2 separate regions of the Homo sapiens genome follow, and region 1 is linked to region 2. A link is a loop called in an ENCODE intact Hi-C map of the cell type or tissue named here. Cell type or tissue: heart right ventricle. All regions are shown on one strand. Region 1 has its middle 6.3 kb from the start of ADCY9. Region 2 overlaps ADCY9 (adenylate cyclase 9).

Region 1 (2,500 bases), 120 kb before region 2:
AGGGTTGGCAGCACGCCAATAGGATTGAAACTATCCCTACGGATGGTTTGCTGAGCGAAGGTTTTGATACTGAAGGCTGAGACTTCCAGCCTTCTGCCCCTCTCAGCTGAGTGGCAGCAAGCCTGAAGGGTCTTCTCTGGAAAACCTGACTAATTAATCCAAGGAAAAATACCAGCAGATGGTGACACGGGGGTGGGATCCCCGACAAAATGACCTGGCCTGATTATTCTAAACAACACGTGATTACGAGAATCACCCTGGGAGATTTACATGCCTGTCTGCGCCCCTTCCCCATCCCCAGATGGTTGCATCTAGGTGTCATCCTCATTCTCCACACTCTGTTTGAAACCTGCTTTTTCTTGCCGGAGCTTCTCCCTGTAGCTCTCTGTAGTTCTGAAGTTGCGCTGCGCTGTGTCTTGGTGTGGGTCTGTTTCCAGTCATCGTGTTGGCCACTTGCTGGTCCTTTTCAATCACATTCTTCATTTAGGAAAACGTTTCTTGAATGGTTGCTCAGCAGTTTCTCCCTTCTGTGTTCTCTCTTCTTTCTGAAACCCTTTATTATTTGGATGCTGGGTTTCTTGGGCTGTTCTTCTCATTTTCTTGTAGAGACAAGAAAATTCCATTACTCCCTTTTTTTTTTTTTTTGAGCCAGAGTCTTGCTCTGTTGCCCAGGCTGGAGTGCAGTAGTGCAATCTCAGTTCATTGCAATCTCCGCCTCCCGGGCTCAAGTGATTCTCCTGCCTCAGCCTCCCTAGTAGCTGAGATTACGGGTGCCGACCACCACGCCTGGCTAATTTTTATCTTTTTAGTAGAGATGGGGTTTCTCCATGTTGGCCAGGCTGCTCTCAGACTCTTGACTTGAGATGATCCACCCGCCTCGGCCTCCCAAAGTGCTGGGATTACAGGCGTGAGCCACTGTGCCTGGCCCCATCTCTCTTATTTCGCTTTCTCATGGTTCTAGAGGCCAGAAGTGTGAAATCAAAGTGTCCGTGGAGCCACGCTTCTTTTGAAGGTTCTAGGGCAGGATCCTGCCTTGCCTCTGTCAGCCTCTGGAGTCTCCCAGGACCGCTTGGGGTTCCGTGGCTGGTGGCTGCATCACTCTTATCTCTGCCTCTGTCTTTATATGTCTTCTGTCTTGTCTTATCTGTCTTCTCCTCCCCTGCATGTCTCTGTGTCTTTTCCTCTTCTTTTTCTTTTTTTAACTTTAATTTTTTTTTTTTTTTTTGAGACGGAGTCTCACTCTGTTCCCCAGGCTGGAGTGCAGTGGCGGGATCTCAGCTCACTGCAATCACCACTTCCCGGGTTCACACCATTCTCCTGCCTCAGCCTCTTAAGTAGCTGGGACTACAGGCGCCTGCCACCATGCTCTGCTAATTTTTTTGTATTTTTAGTAGAGATGGGTTTCACCGTGTTAGCCAGGATGGTCTCGATCTCCTGACCTCGTGATCCAGCCGCCCTGGCCTCCTAAAGTGCCGGGATTACAGGCGTGAGCCACCGCGCTGGCCTTAACTTTAATTTTTTATTTTGAGACAGGGTGCCCAGGCTGGAATACAGTGGCGGAATCACAACTCACTGCAGCCTTGAACTCCTGGGGTTAAGCGATCTTCCCACCTGGACCTTCTCAGTAGCTAGGACCACAGGTGCGTGCCACCACACCTAGCTAATTTTTAAAAAACATTTTTGGGCTGGGTGCAGTGGCTCATACCTGTAATTCCAGCACTCTGGGAGGCCAAGGCAGGTGGATTGCTTTAATCCAGGAGTTTGAGACCAGCCTAGGTGACATGGCAAAACGCCATCTCTCTAAAAATACAAAAATTAGCCAGGCATGGTGGTGCCTGCCTGTGGTCCCAGCTGCTCAGGAGGCTGAGGTGGAGGGATCACTTGAGCCTGGGAGGAGGACGTTGCCGTGAGCCAAGATCACGCCACTGCGCTCCAGCCTGGGCAACAGAGCAAGGCCTCATCTCAAATTAAAAAAAAAAAAAAGCGCAGGGCTCACTCTGTTGTCTGGGTTGGTCTCCAACTCTTGGGCTCAAGTGATCCTCCTGTCTTGGCCTCCCAAAGCCTTGGGGTTATAGGCATGAGCCACTGTGCCCGGTTCCTCTTCTTAAAATGATGCCAGTCATCAGATTTAGGCCATCGTGGTCCAGTACAACTGTTTCTTAACTAATTATGTGTGCAAAAGCCCATTTCCAAATAAGGCCACATTCTGAGGATCCTGGTGGACCTGAATTTTGAGGGGACTCCGTTCAACCCACTTCACAGCTCCTGCAGAGTTTTTCCTACACCCAATCCTGGGCTCCTCACCATTATTCCACACAGATGGGATGGAAGCTCCAGCAGGAGCTGTGCCAGGTGACAAAGCTGAGTGACAGACACCATGCTTTACTTCGAATCTCCCATCTGCTCTTTCAACCAAGCTCATCTTGTTGGGGCCACCAATCGGCACCTCCTTGCCTTAAAATGTGATTGCCAGCTGGGTGCTCACACCTGTAATCCCAGC
Region 2 (2,500 bases):
ATCACCAGCCTGGTTATTGAGCCCAGTGGTCCTTTAGGGCTAAGGGATTGAGTGAGAGGTCCAGGGACTTTTCGACTCCGCCCCGTGTGGCTCTGAGATTGTGTGTGTGAGTTTTACACGTGTGTGTTCATGTGGTGACTTGTCTAGTATTCTCAGGCCATCTGCTGTCTGTTCTTACTGCTTTGGGGATGTAAGAAAATTTCTTTTTCTGTGATAATTACTGCTTATCTTTTCTTCTAATATTCTGCTTCTATTTTTCTCTAATGTTGCATTAGCAGAAATACTCTATTTTGTACTTATGCCCGTACCTAACCTGTTAGCTTAAACAGCAATGCCAGGGACATAGAGTTAGCCCCATGGCTCTGCCGCACTGACAGGCTGCCCCGTTCACCTGGAGATCGTTGGGGCCAGGAGCTCTGCTGCCTGGGCTCACCGCCTCTTTACGCGGTTCCGACCGTACCGTGTGGCTCTGGGCCAGTGCTTGCTCTGTCTCAGTGTCCTCATCTGTAAAATGGAACCGATCATAGTACCTGCATCGTGGTTGCTTACGAGGGTTAAGCAGATACAAGGAGTTTCAAAGAACACCTCAGGAAATTGTGTTTGTGGTTATTGTGGTTGCAATATCATGACTATTCCTGCTCACCATGTTAACATCATTTTGAGTTTGGGAGCAAAGGATGCTTCTGATAACACGACATCTTGCAAAACAGTCGTGTTGAGAAGACGAAGCAGGCAAAGCCAGGGCTCTTCTACTGGTGTATCCTCCTCATTTCTGAGAAAAGAGGTTTCCCCACTCCCTCCCTTGACAGTTTTGAAAAGGGACAGCTGTTGGCTTAGAAATGATTTATCTTGTGATGAGAAATAACCTTGAAGAAAAAACGATTTTATAGCTTTGTGCCATATATTTTGACCGGAATGTAGGGTGCACGTCCTGAAATGTGTTAAAAACAAATGCAAATGTGCCCAAGTGTGTTAGAGAAATGGCTACACTCTTCCCTCCAAAGCCCACGTCCACATGGGGGAAGGAGCAAAGATAATCCGGAAAAATGCAGAGTTTGCTCTTGGGCGTTCTCCAGGGAATCTCAGGTTACCCAGGCAACAGCCAGCAAACTCCCTGGCCCGCCAGGCGTGCTGCTGGGAGGACCTTAGAAGTCTTGAGACTTCCCTTGATGCCGGAGGGCCCAGGGTGCTGCTTGGAAGAACCAGGAGGACAGGCATAGCTGCTCAGGTCACTCTAGGGAAACAAGGCCCAGGAGAGCAAGGTGCCAGGATTATTCCTGGGTCCTCCTTGTGCCAGGAAAGGGGGCCAGAGCCATATGACGGTGGTCCGGGTCCCAGGGCCCTGGAGTCTGTGGCCGTCTGCGGAATGATCATTGCTGCCTCACAGTGTGGCTGCAAAGGACGAGATCATACAGTCGAGACTGCAGATATTGCGTGGATGGGGGCCCGACTTGTTCACGGGTAGGATCTTGGCCCATAGACATTCCTAAGTCATAGTAGCTACTGTCATTATGACACTGCTTTTTCTCTAATGTGCCTGCCCGTGTGGCTCCCTGTGAGCCAGCTGCTAGGGTTGTCTCCCAAGGCAGTGAGGTGCTTCCATGCCTGCAGCTTCCTGGAGTCAGAAATACTCTTCCCAGGGAGGGCTTCTCAGCAGGGGTGGAGATGCCTGCAGCTGTGCAGGGGGAGACGCTGTTTAGCCGGCTGGGAAACATTTCACAGAGGCATCTGTACTTGGCAAAAAACATGTTGTGAAATGTCTTAATCCAGATTAAAATTAAGCTAATGAATCGCTCAAGGAAAATTGCCATGGGGGTTGGGGGGTAGGAGGTCAGGGGAGGGAAACAAACCCACCCACCATTGCATGGTGGGACCCTCCTGGTACAGAAGGGGCCTCTAACTACAGCTCAGAAGGGGATGTTGAGATGTGAGAATCTCTCCATTGGGTAGATGGATTTCTCTTTTTTTCTTTTCTTTTCTTTTCTTTTCTTTTCTTTTCTTTTCTTTTCTTTTCTTTCTTTCTTTCTTTTCTTTTTTTTTTTTTTTTTTTTTTTTTTTGAGACAGAGTTTTGCTCTTTTGCCCGGGCTGGAGTGCAGTGGCACCATCTCGGCTCACTGGAACCTCCACCTCCCGGGTTCAAGAGATTCCCCTGCCTCAGCCTCCCTAGTAGCTGAAACTACAGGTGTGCACCACCACGCCAGGCTAATTTTTTGTATTTTAGTAGAGACGGGCTTTCACCATCTTGGCCAGGATGGTCTCAATCTCCTGACCTTGTGATCCACCCATGTTGGCCTCCCAAAGTGCTGGGATTACAGGCATGAGCCACTGCGCCTGGCTTCTTTTTTCTTTTTTAAAGAGACAAGGTCTTGCTCTATGACCCAGTCTGCAGTACAGTGGCATGACCATAGCTCATGGCAGCCTCTCCCTCCTGGGCTCAAGCGACCCTCCCACTTCAGCCTCCTGAGTAGCTGGGACTACAAGCACACACCACTGTGCCCA

What was found. A loop is a pair of places that touch in the nucleus more often than their neighbours do. Peaks named below come from ENCODE experiments on the same cell type or tissue, not always from the same donor. Only the 100,000 strongest peaks of a DNase experiment are listed, where the experiment ranks them.
Region 1: a loop joins it to region 2, with 4 times the contacts of the local background. A loop is called at or near these places in 45 of 110 quality-filtered maps.

The regions. Positions count from the first base shown.
Region 1 is chr16:4,121,466-4,123,965 of GRCh38, reverse strand. No RefSeq gene overlaps it. Among named protein-coding and RNA genes, the nearest start is that of ADCY9, 6.3 kb to the right of the region's middle. In heart right ventricle, no CTCF peak of the experiment used is centred here; no DNase peak of the experiment used is centred here.
Region 2 is chr16:3,998,267-4,000,766 of GRCh38, reverse strand. The region is part of intron 3 of ADCY9 (adenylate cyclase 9); the gene reads left to right. Among named protein-coding and RNA genes, the nearest start is that of TRIDDENT, 49 kb to the right of the region's middle. RefSeq lists a silencer at 1-39. In heart right ventricle, no CTCF peak of the experiment used is centred here; DNase peaks (open chromatin) are centred at 1,186 and 1,596; H3K27ac peaks cover 1,681 bases.